Regions from separate parts of the Mus musculus genome. Here region 1 is linked to region 2. A link is a loop called in an ENCODE intact Hi-C map of the cell type or tissue named here. Cell type or tissue: left cerebral cortex. All regions are shown on one strand. Each heading gives the region's core, and the rest is flanking DNA. Links, peaks and the distances in the headings are about the cores only. Region 1 holds the start of Hs3st3a1 (heparan sulfate (glucosamine) 3-O-sulfotransferase 3A1). Region 2 has its middle 60 kb from the start of Gm40016.

Region 1 (8,334 bases), core at 102-8,101, 1.0 Mb after region 2:
AGGCTGCGGGGAGAGCCCAAGAGCACAGTGGCAGCGGTGGCTGACAGGTCCCGCACAGCGGGGCCCCTCCAAGCTGTTCCCAGCTGGGGCCCCAGAGGAGTGGGTAGACTTCCGGAGCGCTCAAGAGGCCAGAAGGCTTGAGTCCCATTCGGATAGAGGGACTAGGGGGACTTTGCTTGCTCGGTTGCTGAGACGAGCTGAGCCAGGACTCAGGGCACGCTCCTGGGCGGGCCAGGAGAGCAGAAGCTGGAAAAAGGGTCACTCGTTCTAACCGGAGCGTACACAATTCTTCGGCCCGAGAGTCCTGCGCCCGCTCCACGGGGGACTGAGCCAAGGATGTGTTATCGCTGAGCCAAGTTCCGCACCGCTCAGGACCCTGCTGAGCCGAGCACCTTCGCCACTGCCGCCGCAGAGACTCCCTTGCCGGGCGACTCTCGGAGACCCAGGGCGCGGAGCTCTGCGCAGCTAGGCTCAGGACTCGGGCGCGTTTCAGACCCAAGACCATGGTTTCTTAAGCACGGCCCCGCACCCCTTTCCTCCTCGTCGCCCGAAGCCCAGGACCCCAAGAAGGGCTCGCAGTGCTTGGTCCCTAGTTCCAGCCCCTGCTGCCGCCCAGCGGGGCAGCTCTCAGGCACGCAGGGCGGCTCAGGCGATGCGGCCGCGGGGCAGCACGCTGGCTGGCAGCGGGGATGGCGGAGCTCCCAGCACAGTCGTGGCCTAGCATGGCCCGCTCGCCGTCCGAGGTCGCCTCTGGCTAGGATGGCCCCCTCGGGTCCCACCGGCGCCCAGCCCAGCCCGGCGGAGCCACTGTCGCGCAGCATCTTCAGGAAGTTCTTGCTGATGCTCTGCTCGCTACTCACTTCCCTCTACGTCTTCTACTGCCTGGCGGAGCGCTGCCCACCCGGCTCGGGCCCCGTCGCGGGGGTCCCGGGGCGCGGCGTCCCTGCAGGACCCAGGGAACTGGCGATGTGGCCCGCGGGAGCGCCAAGGAAGCGCCTCCTGCAGCTGAGGCAACGGAGGAGGCGCGGGCGGTCGGGGCCAGGAGACAGCAGCGACCAGGAGGAGCAGAGCCCTGGGCTGGCCGCCGCACCAGGAGGCTCCGGGGCGGGAAGCAGCGTGGCCGAGGCCCAGCCGGGGACCCTGGCCTTACTTCTGGACGAGGGCAGCAAGCAGCTGCCGCAGGCCATCATCATCGGCGTGAAGAAGGGCGGCACGCGGGCGCTGCTGGAGTTCCTGCGCGTGCACCCCGACGTGCGTGCCGTGGGTGCTGAGCCCCACTTTTTTGACCGCAGCTACCACAAGGGCCTCGCCTGGTACCGGTGAGCGCGGGGACCCCCATGGGTACTTCTGAGCGCTGGCTGTGCAGAGGGGGAGACTAGGAAGGGATGGCAAAGGGGGAGCAGTAGCTGTTCCCATCTTGGGCTCCCGTTCTTCTCCCTTGGGGAGGGGCAGATGGAGAGAGGAATGGAGATCTTGATTTTAATTGTCAGGGCTCCCCAGTTCCCCAAACATCTTATTCCTTGAAATCGCCCTAGTAATTAGATAAAGGAAAAGAAAAGGAAAGAGGAGAGTTTCCTTTTAAGTTAGAAAACTGTTCCTCATTACTGGGCTTACCAAGGGAAGCCTATGTCTATTCCTTTATCTTTGGGGTAATTCCCTGTGGTTAACATGGGTCTTTGCTCCGGTATTTATTTGCCTTGACCCTTTGCCAGATAGTTGTCCAAGGTGGTAAGTCATATAGAAACTTAGTAAAAGTGTCAAGAGTCCCTGTAGTTTGGATAATCTATGCCTCATCACGTGCCAGCAACGACTAACTGGGTTTTAAAGAACACTTTGTTGGTAATACTATCAGCCTGACAGAAATTTTTCTAAAGATCTCCTAACTATTATCTTTACAAATAAGATAGTTAATTTTAAAGGGGGGGGGGAAATCATGGGAAAATGCGCTGGATACAATTTAGGAAGTAAATGTTATTTACAGGATAAGCTGATTTGCCAGTGTCAAATTCAGATCACCTATAATATCAGAGTTAGCCAAACTCTAATAAATTCTAGCGTGGCCTGGATTTGGTTTGTGGTAAAAAATACTGATTTATTTTCCCCTCTCCTCCAAGTTCAAGGACAAAATTCATATGGTTAGAATTTTCTCATTTTTATAAAGTTCAGCCTGTTCATAAAATATTCATTCTCATTATAACTGAAACAATATTAGAAAAGTTATGACACAGTTGAGGTACACGTGGAAGGAACCATTCATAAAATACAGACAGACATGATGTGACGAGTTTATTCACTTGTAGAGTCAAGAACATGTTCAGATTGATTTCGGGAGCTGAATTTATAGTTTAGTCCTAAAAAAATAATAATCAAATTCAAACATTAAACACTTCTAAAAACAGTAACTTCCCAGTCATTGGAAAGAAAAACAATCAGCTTTCCCCTGATATAGCATATATATCATTTAAAATCATCAGCCACTTAAATATACTCCCTCCCCCATGCTTCTGTCATTTATGCCCTATCCTCTGGGAAGTTCTTATGCAGTGACCTGTTGAGTCTGGACAACAGGTCCTTCTTCTGGACACAAAGGCTGTTCTGTGCTATTCCCCAAGGACACAAGAATGAAGTGATTAAAGACCCCTAAAACTCTTATCTAGAGCCGCTCGCATTGAATGTGGCCTCATACAGTGCAGGGAGAGACCCATTTCAAGCCATCAGTCTGAGACATACAGGCCGGCCCTGGGCTCTGAGGTACAATTAAATATAGTGAAACATTTAGTACTAATCCCCTTCATTTTTGCTTTGCCCTACTAAACTTTATTTTCACAAGATGGGATTGCTTCTTCTTACTCCAGTAACGTCTGTTTGAGGGCATGGTATATCTACAGACCTGGATCTGATTTTCTGTGGAACTTTCTGAAATCATGTAAAAGCAAGAAGGTTTTGAGGTAACTCGAAACACAACTACTTTAAAAAAAAAAGTATGGAAAAAAAAAAAAGAAAAAGAAAAAGTCATAAACTTTAAGGCCGCCCTGTCCTTTACTATGAAGAAAATCTCCTTGGATTGTTTATCCAGTAGAGGAGTTTTATAAAGCAATTTATGGTGGTTACAAAAATAACTGCACAGTAGGCTTCATGGTTTGGTGAATTTAATTTTCCAAGTGTCGGAACAATGTCTTTGTTTTAACATTCACAGTGGAGTGGGTTTTTTTTTTTTTTATTGAATGCATAAATTTAAGCTCACTGAATTATATGAGAAACTCTTATTTAAGAGGACCCAACCTGTGGAGCCTGGATTATGGGATTATTTAATGAAAATTTCCCCACGGGTTCTTTTCATCTTGACTCTGAACTTGGAGTTTGATGTTTGTGAGAAGGACTGAAGACTGAAGTCTCTATGTGAGAAAACCCCACACAGGCTGTCTTGAAGCTGCTGTTCATTTTGGCTACTTATATTTACCTAATATTCAGAAGAAGGGTCTGGTTAGACTGTTGTAAGTTGTCCCAAATTTGCAATATAGAATTTCTATGCATACTTAAGACCACACACACACACACACACACACACACACACACACACACACACGCAGGGGCAGGGGCAGGGGCAGGGGCAGGAAAAAACAACAACAAAACCAAACTTTTTATTTGCACCCTGAAGAAAGTTAGAGAAGAGAAAAATATAGGTGATACTTTTGATGCTTAGTGATATGGGGAGTCAAAACATGTCTAGTCTGTCTGTCTGTCTGTCTGTCTGTCTGTCTCTCTCCTTCTTTGTCACTATTTGTCCTAACAGTTTGCGGTGGGAGTGCCCCCTACTGTCCTCACAAAAGGAGAAAGCTTTCGCTTTAAGGAAGTTTGAAGAAATCTCTTCGAGAGGGAGTTTGAGAGTTAGAAATTTCTGTTGCTGAGGTGTTTCTTTATTTCCACCATCAAGATGAAAATAGAAATGTAAGCTGTGTTTCCAGAGTAGAGTATAAATCCATCTTTGAAAAAAAATTATAGTAAAATGAAAATGAATTTGTTACTCAAAATCTCTAGACAGGATATTATTCTTATTGATTTAAAGTGTTTTAATGTTCCTACCAAACACCCTAAAAATGTTTCTGTGTGGGGACTTATATATATAACAACTCAGCACACTCCAGTAGAAGTATTTGGGTATGAAACTCCTCCTTGTTGAATTTGAAAAGCATCCCCCATGACTTAATGGAGCAGAGAGTATTAATACGACAAATGTCTATGGCTTGTGTGTCATGGGATAGTACTCATTCCAAGTGAACAATATCCACTGCTATTGCACGAGTGGTATGACTATAAAAGGGAGTGTACATCCTTTTCCTTTCTTCAAAATGTAAACATCTTTACTGGAAGTCAAGACTGGATCTCTCTACTGTAGTTCCAGGGCAGGTGAGCTTTGAACTGAATGAAAAGGGCCCGCTCCCCGTTTGTCTATTACATCAGTACCAACTAAAAGGTATTCTATTTTCCTTACAGAGACAAAGGATACATATTTGTAAAGTATTTAAATAAACTACACACGAACATGTGTATGTTCACATATATACACTCCTTTTGGTATCTTTGGGGCCATTTGTCCCATCCCCCTGCATGTATCACACTTTGCAGATGCTCCAGTCTCTCCTATAAAATAGTACAATATTCACACATAACTGAAAGCATCCTCCTCTGCACTTTAAATCATGTATGCATTATTTATAATGTGTGATAGGACATAAATGTTATGTAAAGAGCTCCTACAGTATTGTCAAAGGAATAATAGCAGAAAAAGTCAGGACATATTCAGCACAGATGCAATTTTTTTTTCTGTAAGTTTCATGCAGTTGGCTGAGCCTCTGGGTATACAACCTATAGATACAGAGGGCCTGCTGTGCATCTGTCTGTCTTCTATCTATTTATACATCCACACATGCACACAAGCACACATGCGCATAAGTGGCTCCTTGAATACTCTATGCCTTTATTTGGACCATATTTAGAAGCATTTACTATGTTGTCTTTAGTACTACCATGTCCCATATCTTAATTCCCATCATTAGCAAGACTGGACCATTTCGGTCAAGAATATCACATTATCACATACAGAAATGATGAACAAGTACTTAGTGTGAAGACTTGAAGCTCCTAACTTCATCAAAATATGAAACATTTTGACCTTACAACATCATAGATCATGGCCTTCTTTTTCAAGGCCACTGGAGCGATGACTTGAACAAAGGCACTTCTGGTTTCTGGGAGAGCGCTGCATCTCGTGGCAGCTGGGAACAGCTGCACAGCACCTCCAGGAGCCAATCCTACCCTCTGGGCCACCATCCCTTTCTTTCACAAAGAGTTTGAAACTTAAGCTAAAGGAGGTGCAGATCCTGGCCACCCATGCAAGGTCATATGGAGTGAAGTCCAGAGACAATGAATGTCCTTGAGTAAGCAAAGAACCAGGGCCAAGAGGACTCTGAGCCTAGGGAGTCCACGTGTGTAGAGAAAAAGGGAGGCATTTCCTCCATGACTATAATTCCCAGGAGCTCTGAGTGACTAGACACTTCCCACCTGCTCTCATTGTCTGGAATTCTGGGCTTTCTCCCCCATAGATATCATTGGCAACTTAATCAGCTGTGCATGTGTGTGTGTGTGTGTGTGTGTGTGTGTGTGTGTGCTATACATGTATGTGTGTGTGGAAGTAGAAATACAATAGAAGGGGGAGGGATGGCATTTGTATGAAGAACTTCATTAAATGGTTGGGGAATATCTAAGAAATGCTGGTTATAGAAGAATTGCAATACCTCTTGCAAAACCTCAGGTCTGCACTTCCTTGTGTGTACGTCCCCTTATGATCTGAGGGTCAGAGCATGCAGATACACTTTGTGTGTGAACGTGAAGACAATCTCTGGGTGGAAATCCTCCCACAGCGTTATGATCTCCTGCTCCCCGTCCCCCTTTTAACAGAAAACACGCTGGCCCAAATATTTGTCTCACATAAATAAACTGGTTGATTGGCCAGGGAAGAATAAGCGCCAAGTCTGTATTTTAGAGGGGTCATGGGAATAAAGTCAGCCTGTGCAATTAATGACAACAGGGGCTAACCTTACATAGACCAGATGTTCACATCATGAAGAGTGTTGGTCACAAAGCAAACAACCGTCCTTGATATAAACAACCATAAGAAGTGGTTGTCTCTCTATGGGACACATTTAAGCAAATATAAATTGTACCCACCATCAGTTCCATGTCTGGGTCCAGGCAGGGACCCTGTATACTTAGATATTTTTTTGGGGGGGGGGGAGAGGAAAAGAGCGTTACCCTCACCTAATAGAGATGCGGCATATAAAGAGAACTTGTTTTGCCAGACACAGTGACTCACCTTGTAACCCAGAACTATGGAGGTTGAATAAGGAAGACCTCAAGCTTGAAGCTAGTTTGGTTCCCTAGTGAGGAACTACATAAAAAACAACACCCCCCAAAACAAACAAACAAAAAACAAAACAAAAAACCCAAAATATAAAACAAGGCGATCTAGTGTAGTTTCTTGGTCTCTATTTCCCAACAATATGAAACCCTGGGTGTCTAGGAATTTTGTTATCTTCAAGCCATGAGTTAAAATTGTGCAAGTTTCTTACCAGACATGTGCCTTTTATATACACGCACAAGAAAGAAGCAACACTTCTGCCCTCTAGCCTTCGCCTTGGTCAGAGGCTTAACACTTGAGAGCTTGTGTTGATTTGATTTCTGTGGGATATATGGATACAACTAATAAGCAAACATATGTGAACCCAGTGCTCAGATCTCGCCTAATTCCTGCTTCCAACGATAGATACAACTCTTGAGTAGCTGATATTTCTCAGGCACCTGAACACGTACGATTGTCCAACGCCTCTCTTGAGTTCCACACTGCAGAGTACAGTTTTAGCCGGTCTCAGGAGTTGTCAGACAATGGCAGATGTCTGGCAGGAAGGGGGGAGTGTTTATTAATAATGCAGTTAAGTACTTGCCATTAGGAATGCAAGAGAGAGTCTTTGAAAGGATATAAACAAAATTCCTTCTCGCTCGTGAGCCACCTACTTTGAATGTGTTGTGTAGCGCCACCTAGTGGTAAAATACTCAGTAAATTTCCCTGACAACTTCCAGACTAATTGTGTTTGAAGGAAAGGAAAGGAAAGGAAAGGAAAGGGGAAGGGGGGGAAGGGGAAGGGGAAGGGGAAGGGGAAAGGAAGAAATAATAATGAACTTAGATAGCAGGTATAGGCTTCGTAGCCCAGCTGCTGTACTGATCTCTTTAGGTATGGGTGGTTCTCTCTCTCTCTCTCTCTCTCTCTCTCTCTCTCTCTCTCTCGGCAGTTTATTTGTTGGAGAGAAATAAAAGACTTGACTTGACAATAAACCCAAAAAGCAAGATACAAATGATTAGAGGATTTATATTAGACATGTGCATGAGGAAGGAATGCCATATGCCCAGATTACTTTTGTTAGTGCATTTTGCCTCTGTTTCTGAAAGCTGGCTTCAGATGAAAACGCTTCCAGATGACTTTATTGCAGGCTTATTCCTTCCCCTGCGTGGTGCAGCTCTGGAGGAGGGTCTTAATAGAACAGGAGGCATACAGAAGCCAGCTTAACCCTTCCAGCGCTTGTCCTGTGCCTACCAAGTGCAGGACAACTCTTGGGATGGTGATGACATCAGTTAGGGATGCATTTCTGGGCCTGTGGATAGGTGGGGTCAGGTTAAAACAGCAGAAGGAGTAGGGACATGACTGGAAGCCTGGCAGAAGTGAGCTTAATTAGTTAACCCAGGGGCCTCTTTTGCTGAGATCTTCTACGTTGTCCTGATATTATTCATTGAACATAATATTCTTTCATCTGTGGGTATTCATCCACCCCCATCCCCTGTGTCCAGAACCCATGTAAATAAGACAGTCCCAAGATTCCAAATTGAGCTTTGCAACACACTGGTGCAGTGTGACTTTTGAAAAATGTCAAGGTGGCCTAAAACCTGGTAAGGCGCATAATCTCTTTCACATGGGAGAAGACAACAGTGACTCATTATTAAGAAGCATATACATTTAGGGAGGTGTTCTCTTAATTGGGGCCTAGAACAGAAGAATACGTGTTTGTGGAGACAAATTAGGCACACATGGATGCTGCAGATGGTTGAATGAATGGCATTATGTGGCAGCCTCCATATAACTGAAGTTCCACTTACCTGTGCTCAATCATAGTCTAAAAACACATCAATGGGGCAATCCAGAGACAAACAATTCACGATTCTCAAATTTGGAGCCTTTTTGGATAGCAGGATGTGGCATGGCGTTCTATGGGACATGAGTCACC
Region 2 (8,334 bases), core at 32-8,031:
TTATCAACATCTGCAATTGCACTATGGATTATTATTTTTCCATGAATCGCTAACAGGAATATTTGTAAATTTTCTGTTCTGGGCTGGAAAAATGATTCGGCAGTTAAGAGCTCTGACCTCTCTTCCAGAGGACCTGAGTTCAGTTCCCAGAACCCAGCTCACAATTGTCTATAACTCCCATTCCAGTGGATCTGATGCACTTTTCTGGTCTCCGCAAGCACCAGGCATACACCCAGTGCACAGACATATGTGCAGGCAAATCACCCACATACAGAAAACTATACATGTCCTGCTCTGTGACTTAGTGTTTTCATCATTTATTGTTAGTTTTATTTTTTCCTCTGGTCATAAAGAAAAGGAAAGCAGGGGAAGGGTGGATGACTGGATTTCTACACACATGTGTGTGACCCCCAAGTGTTTTGTTGAAATATAGATCCATGTCTGTAGAAATGATTCTGTCGGTAACAAGCTTGCTGTGAAAGCAAGCTGACCTGAGTTTGAGTGGCAGCACCCTTGTAAAAGGCCAGGCATGGCGGCACACCTCTGTAATCCCAGCTCTGGGAGGAAGAGAGAGGCGCTCTGCTGAGGTCACTAGCCAGCCTGCCTAGCCAAATCAGTGAGTGACCCTGCCCCAAAAATGTAAGGCGGAAAAATTATTGGGAAAGACACTCAAAGACCCTTTGGCCTCCACCAACATGAACACACACATGTGTGAGCACCTACAGACACACATGGAACACACATGAGCACACATATGCACAGGTGCCTCCTGTGGACTCTAAACGAGTGCATCTTGGTTTTCTGAGTGTATAGATGAGTTTTGCTATTTCATCGAGAGTGAGCAGCATGACTCTTGGATGCCCTGACACAGTTCTCTAGCAGTTTCATTAAGTTTGCCTAGTTTCGACTTTGAGAAATATTTGTAGCTTTTATCCAAAGCAGCAAGCACCCACCTTTCTCCATACCTTTGTCCCAAAGTTCGAGGTTTGTGCGGTTTATATTTGTACGAGTCTGTCATAGACTCGTTTGATTTTTGACTGACGTGTTTCAGCTCAATATTTTGCTTTTTTCATCCCAAATGCTTTTTGGTTTTGGTGTTGCCTTACAGATAATGACTGGCTGGATTTGGCGGAACCAACCTGGGTGTCTGGCTTCTCAGAGAGGCGGTTGGATATACCAGTACTTACCTAAACGAGGTCTGTACTGGTTGCTAACACATAGCCCTGAGTTTTAAAGTGCTGTTTAGGGCTGTTTCCTGAATGACTTCTGTTGGCTCCGTGGGCTTTCTTTGCCTTCAGTCTTTGATATTTATCTCTCTCGTTTCAAAAGCTCTCTTTTTCTTAACATCAACTAATTCTCCCAGTCAGGACGGAAGCCATCTTTTGAGTACACATAACCTTCTACTCTCTCATTTCTCAGCTTTTGTTAATAATAGCTGACATCTTAAACTTGATTTTTCCCATGAATTCATGAATTTTACATTATTTTTAAAAGGAGCAGATGTTTTGATTTCAGACTCATTTTTACAATGAGATTCCCATTTGTCCTGGTGAGAGCTGGATAAATACGGGTCTCGTTCACTCAGACTTAGCACTGAACCCATCAAATGCAATGCAACGGTTCTTCTCCTCTTCCCAGCTTGGAATATTTTACCGTCCCCCGGTCGGCTGGAGGCATGCTTCAAACAACTGCCTTCTGCAGCTCTTGTCTGAGCTCTTGTTTAATACAGATGTATTTTATTGCCCGTGTTTATTAAAGATGACTTGTAGCCTGCTGGTTACTGCTGCGAAGTTCAGGCTGCAACAGCATCCTGTGGCATCCATGGCAAAGAGAAGCTGGCTGGTTTAACGGTGTCACACATGGCAGAGGTGCTCAGGTCTGTGTGAAGGGAGACTTGTCAGCACCTTGGGAGTGGCTAAGTTGTCACAAGACTTGCTTGCTGTCCCATTCTCTGGTGTTTTTCTTCCTTCTGGGTAGAATGATTTGTTAGAAACTGTCTGCTTGCTGTGGGAACCCATCATCTGAAAACAGTGGATGTTTTTAATGCTGGAATCCTGAAATGATATGGCTTTTCCTTTGAGAATTGCTCCACCATCCTTTGGTCCTGGGTTTCTCCCTTGGCCTCCTGTTCTTCTGTACCTGTCCTCCCCTCTCTCATTGGTTCCTTGGGACTTCTTCCTGATTCTCAGGCATGAACTCAATTCCTTTGCTGCAGCCAGCATGTCTTCTTTTAAATCCCACCACTCTTTCTCACTCAGATGTTTCTTTTTCTGTTTCCTTCCAAATGGAATGGAGTTTCCTATCCAGCAAAGAGGCACACATTGTAACCTTCTGTGGGAACCACCAGTTTAAAGTGAAGAAAAGGGCTGAGAAAAGGAGGCTACCTGCCTGAAATAACCCGAGGAGAAATTGAATATTAAACAAAACAAAACTAATTCAATTTACCAAGGATGAATGGACTGGGTGAATGAGCAAGCTTGGGTCTTCTCTACCATCCCCTCCCTCCCTTCCATCATTAAACCTCACAGAACCAAGAGCCTGTGTATCCCTTTAATTGTCCGCCATCAGGAGTTGCATAACAGAGCCATGTATCCGGACCTCTCTGCCTTTGTTAAGTAACTGCTAGCTAAGCTTTCTTCCTTCTGTTTTTTTGATGGGGGAGGGTGGGGTGGGGTGAGGACCTCGTGTTCCCTATCCTGACATTGAACAGCCTGTGTACCGCTGAGAAGAACCTTACACGTCTCATCCTCTTCCCTCCATCCCATCCTGTGCCTAGATGCTAGGATTGTAGGCATGTGCTAACTACCATATCTGTTCTGTGCAGTTTGGGGACTTGAATCCAGGACTTCTTGAATGCTAAGCAAGCACTCTACCAACTGAGCTACACTCCAAGAACTGTTTCTTTGATTAATTAGTTAATTAATTAGTTTGTTTGTTTGTTTTTGAGACAAGGTCTTGGCATGTAGCCTAGGCTAGCCTCAGAGGCGTAGCAATCCTCATTCTCTTGCATGTTGGGATTACAGGCAAGAATCACCACTCTTGGTTTAGCTAACAGTTTAACTCTTTGGCTATTTATAAATGGGGTCATGAATTTTACATTATTTTAATGTAAAGCTTTGCAGCCAAACTGGTCATTTTTCAGCATTTAGCTGACTGCGCTCTTAAAGCCCATATTACCAAGCACACTGTTTAAATTGTATTAACATAATTTTAGATATTACCATGTTGTCTTTTCCCTGTGTGTGGGTATCTAATTCTCTTCTGTGGTCACACATTCAATGTCCTTTCTCTGCTCCTGCTCTTGAAGACTCACAGTCCTCAGTTACACCAACAGTCTGTGCTCATGCTGTAATGACGGCACGATATTCACCCAGAGGCAGGCAGACACTGGAATGCTTTCTCTTATAAGTTCATAGCCACACTATTTTTCTTTGTTTAAAAATGTATTTTTTACAATATTCCCAAATATTGGAGCACAATTATGAAGCCACTGTAGTTTACCGTTTCCTATGGCCGAGTATCCTAGCTAAGGCAAGGTCAGCGGTCAAAGGTGAAACAGTGAAAGAAAATTTCTTCCTGGTTCCTCAGAAAGACCGTCCTGTTTTAGATGATTCCCACTAACGGTCGGAATCCCATATCCCTCTCGCCACTCAGCCCTTTGTGCCTCATCTGAGTTATTTGTCTGCATCTTGTCTCCTCCCTTAGAGATGTTTCCAGGGCAGAGTCTATGGCTAATTCATCTTTCTAAGAACTCAGTTCATCGTCCCGATGGAAGGCCAACCAATAAGCGCAAACAATTAATCAACAAGTTCTGAATCTGATCCTAACATTTGTACCTGATTCCTGTGTCCCTGCAGAATGGCCGTGATGCTGACGGTGGCAAATTGAACCGAACAGACTTAGTTATGTGCTGTATTAAAATATATAGGAGAGAGACATATAAAGGGACACTTGGGTCCTTGGTAACTTGTGAAATGTCAAGACCACCCTCAGTCCCTTACCAGCCCACAATGCCATCTTCCAGGCTCAGTTCAAACCTGGAGACCTGGTTCCACCAGCTCTAGCACTAAGAAACTGTCTGTTTGTCCTGGGCACATCAGCCTTTTCTTCCATACAACGCCACAGGGTTTTAAAGTAAATCTCAAGGGGCAATCCCAAGACCAGGGCATTCATACCAGCAAATTGGAGGTAGAGGCAGGAAAACCATAAATGAGGCCAGTCTGACTTACAAGATGCGTCTATAGCATTTCACCAGACCGCTTCCATAAACACCCACCACAGCCTTTATCAGCTCTAAGCCCAGCCTGCTCTGTGTTCCCGTAATACAAACTTGGAAAACATCCTGCATCAGGAGAAAAATCAGTACAATGTTTCTATTGAATAGGTCATGGCCCGTTTGTTTTCTTCCAAATCTCTTAGGAAAAGAGATTTGTAGGTAATAGGATCCAAACAAGTGGTCCCAAATAAAAACTTCTCGGGTGTACAGTGCCTCACTGGCGTGTCCACCGGTAGAGGGCGCCTTACCCTCAGCAATACTCCCTAGGGTTCAGGCGCTTCTTCACCTTACCGTTCTCAGGATGCCAATTAGCAAAAATGCAAAATAGCTTTCTCTTCCTTCCTCGAATTTCTTGAATTTTGAAAATAAGACTGTCTTCCTGATTTAGAGGTGCTAGGTTCTTAAGGAGCCGAGAGAGGACAGCCTTTCCTGCACAAGGAAGCGTGGAAAGAATCATGGGGTGGGATGCAGTCATCCTCTGAGGTTGAGTTCACCCGGCCAACCCATCACGGCTCAGAGACTGGTGTGTGGCTTTCTCAGCTATAGAAACTTTGTATGTGTACATATCAAACGGGTTTGATTTTACACAAATGAACTTGTGCCGCTTATGAATGAACCATCCAGCTCTAACCTTGTGAGCAGAGGTTGCCGATGTCAGTCAGCACTTGACTGGTGGCCAAATGAAAGGACTGACCTCTAGGGAGGTGGAGGCTCAGGCCCAAATCCCTCTAATTGCTAAGGAAAACGGGGTTCCAAAGCCCAGTTGCTGAGGACCAGCGCTCCAAAGATCAGAAAACTCGGTAATCAGTGCCTGAGAGAACCCAGAGCACAGAACAGGAGTCAGAATAGTGTATGAAGCGCCTTTTGGAAGGCTTTAGCAAGAGTCAAATGTACAATTCTATATTATTCATAATTTTCATAATTGGGATAATTGGGGGTAGAAGTTGCTTGGAATTTCTTTCCTTTCGAGACAGGCTTTCTCTGTGTACCCTTGGCTGTCCTGGAACTCACTCTGTAGACCAGGCTGACCTCAAACTCAGAAATCCACCTGCCTCTGCCTCCTGAGTACTGGGATTAAAGTTCTGTGCCATCGCTCTCAGCTCTGCTTCTGATCTCCGTGCTCATGTTAGTTTGCATGTGTGCTGTCGTCTGCGTTCCATTTTCAACACAGTAACAAAAGTACTGAGAGCAGGGTAATTTTATTAAGAAAAGAGTTTTATTTGGTTTAGAGTGTTTAAACTGGAAACATCTTACAGGCTTTGAGCCCCTGCACCCCAATACACACACCAGGTCTGCTGTGCCATCCCAGATCACATCTCACAACTGAAAGGAGTAGGGAGTCCCCAAATCCCCTTGGAGGCATTCCCCCCATTGACCTAAGAATCTCCAAGCTCCACTTTGTTTAAAGTCAGGGTCCTGCCATATATAGCACAAGGTAGCCTGCACTTCTGATACTCCTGCCTGGACCTCCTCAGAATTGACATGCACCACAAGATCTGGCTGAGGCCTCTGCTGTTAAATTCCCACATTTTCTACAGCCTCACTGATCACAGCGGCTTCATTTAACATGGGTTTCCTGAGAGGCAAGTCTCATCTAATCACAGCACCCTGCTTCTGAGGAAACACTCACTTTCTTTCTACCCAGGTGATCTTGGAGATGTCCAATCAACAGGAAAAGCCATGCCTTTGCCCACAGTGCACAGACTCCTGCATGCTTGATGTGACCTCTCAACCCTTGGCCTACCTATCTCCTGTTAGTACGTCCACCCTCAGCTGCTGTTCCTCAGGCCTAAGGTTCTCTCCACTCCAAACTTCTGAGGGTGAGATCTGCTTCCTCCATTACCACCAGAGGGTCTGAGTGGTCACCTGGTTACTGGACTCTGTCAACTTGTGTAGAAGCATTTGGTTATCTTTATAAGCCACTGACCACTACTCAGACTTGTGTTTATGTTTGGTGTACCCATCCATGACTAAAATACACATTTTGTGAAAGCAGAGCCTTCGTCTTCCATGGCTCACCCTCTTATCCTTAGCTCTCCACGGATCCTGGAGGAAAGCTACAGGATAATGTCAATCTGAGCTGTGTGCGTCGACCTTAAGTCTGGAACTCAACTTCTAGGAGCGCTTCTTCTTCTTCTTCTTCTTCTTCTTCTTCTTCTTCTTCTTCTTCTTCTTCTTCTTCTTCTTCTTCTTCTTCTTCTTCTTCTTCTTCTCCTTCTCCTTCTCCTTCTCCTTCTCCTTCTCCTTCTCCTTCTCCTTCTCCTTCTCCTCCTCCTCCTTCCTCTTCCTCCTCCTCCTCCTCCTCCTCCTCCTCTTCCTCCTCTTCCTCCTCCTCCTCTTCCTTCCTCTTTTTTCTCCTCCTCCTCCTCCCCCTCCTCCTCCCTCTCCTGTCACTCCTCCTCTTTCTATTCTTATTCTTATTCTTCCCAATAGAAGTTTCTTTAAGCATGCTTCAAGTGGTGTTTGAGCCAGCCCTAAGACCAGACTAAGACTGAGCCTGCCTCCTTGGGACATCAGGTCTAATTGATGGATGAACATGATCACTTGCATTGTGACTCTTATGGACTGACTCCATGATTCTATTTCTTAACCCAATGGATTCCAACATAAAATTCTTCATGGGGGAAGGGTAGCATCAAAGACATGGACAAATCCTGCGTGATGGATGAAGTGCTAGACTTCAGGGGAGAAGGGATCTGTAAACTGGCATGTGAAGGCGATTTAAAATAAATGACATATGAGACTGGCATGCCACTGTCTGTGATGCCATCTGACCCTCTCTGGAAGCTATGAGATAGTCTGGGAGGATACTAATAATTCTCCCTTATCACTCTTAGTATAAAATGGAATACTGTAGTATTCAGAAGACAGAGCAACTGTGCCTTTCTCATTTGATACGGATAAACCGAGCGTCTGAGAGCAGTCCTTGAGAGATAAAGGCTATGAGGAATTCTAATGCATGCAGCCCTTCAGTCATCAAGATTATGGATCCCTCCCTCACTCTATACCAAGAAGCAGAGACAAGTCTTAGGCTCTGGATAGATGAGGTGGCAGAAATTGGTATCCTAAGTCCACATGTATTAGGTGCCATTGCCTACATTCCTGGCTTGTTTTGTTCTGTGAGATTCAGCAGAAATGCTTTCCAGGACATATTACCAAATTCCCACAGCTCTGTAAAGCACTGATTTGTGATTTTGAAAACAAGAACATCAGAGAAGTTAAAGGGTATGTGTGTTAGTTATGGTGCTGCACACCTCTCAGCACTTGGGAAGTAGGGATAGAAGGATCAGAAGTGCAAGGCTAGCCTTGGCTACACAGAAAATTAGAGGTTAAGGTGGGCAGCAGGAGAGCCTTGGTCAAACAACATCAAGATATCAGCGTTACTAGATGGTGCAGTCATACTGAGCTGTAAATGCAGAGAGCTCTGGTGCTCTGCCCCCTTTTGCCCCTTACAGGGCCACAGCTCAGTAGAAGATTTTAGAATAAGCTCTGTCTGACTCGTAGGTGTGTTCTGAAGCCAATGACTCCTAAGAGAGTCACTAGCATACTACACTTAATGAAAACATCAAGTCATTTAGACTGAATTATGTGTGCACTTCAAGTGTTGTCAGTAGAGACATAGTAGAAGTAAGATATGCTGCACTTTTTTGTTGTATCTTGGCACATTAGTTCTTAGTGTATCTATATACATTAGCTCAACTTTATTACTCTTGTTTACTCATTCATAAATTGTTTGGACTGGGTATGGGGACCAACACTGGATACTTGTGATGGGGTGGTAGGCATAGTCAACCTCCTGCTTTGATTTATGCTCTTAGAGAATTTACTGCTAGGACTGGAGAAAAGGAGAGTATTTCATAATTCCCTTTGTCTACACTTCTACTAAGAGAGCATGCCAAAGACTGATCTCATTGGTAGATATTTCTAGGAAATGAATTATGCTGTCATATTGATCTTAGCCCTTCTGTTCTTGACTTGTGAATAACATTTAACACCAAGAAAACAAAGCACTTTCTAAGTCTAAGAGAAAAATGTATTATTAACCAACCCAGCTAAGG

Evidence for each region. A loop is a pair of places that touch in the nucleus more often than their neighbours do. Peaks named below come from ENCODE experiments on the same cell type or tissue, not always from the same donor. Only the 100,000 strongest peaks of a DNase experiment are listed, where the experiment ranks them.
Region 1: it touches region 2 in a loop (4-fold over the local background); 20 of 42 quality-filtered maps call a loop at or near these places.

What each region holds. Positions count from the first base shown.
Region 1 is chr11:64,435,308-64,443,641 of GRCm38, forward strand. It overlaps Hs3st3a1 (heparan sulfate (glucosamine) 3-O-sulfotransferase 3A1), which reads left to right and starts at 25. Exons shown (of 2, transcript NM_178870.5): 1 at 25-1,319. The coding sequence starts at 760. It overlaps F930015N05Rik (RIKEN cDNA F930015N05 gene), which reads right to left and starts at 1,367. Exons shown (of 1, transcript NR_028445.1): 1 at 1-1,367. In left cerebral cortex, for the core only: CTCF peaks have their summits at 3,824 (motif pointing left) and 7,082 (motif pointing left); DNase peaks (open chromatin) are centred at 480, 576, 941, 2,670 and 2 more places; H3K4me3 peaks cover 1,387 bases; H3K27ac peaks cover 456 bases.
Region 2 is chr11:63,400,340-63,408,673 of GRCm38, forward strand. No RefSeq gene overlaps it. Among named protein-coding and RNA genes, the nearest start is that of Gm40016, 60 kb to the right of the region's middle. In left cerebral cortex, for the core only: a CTCF peak has its summit at 4,506 (motif pointing right); a DNase peak (open chromatin) is centred at 4,534.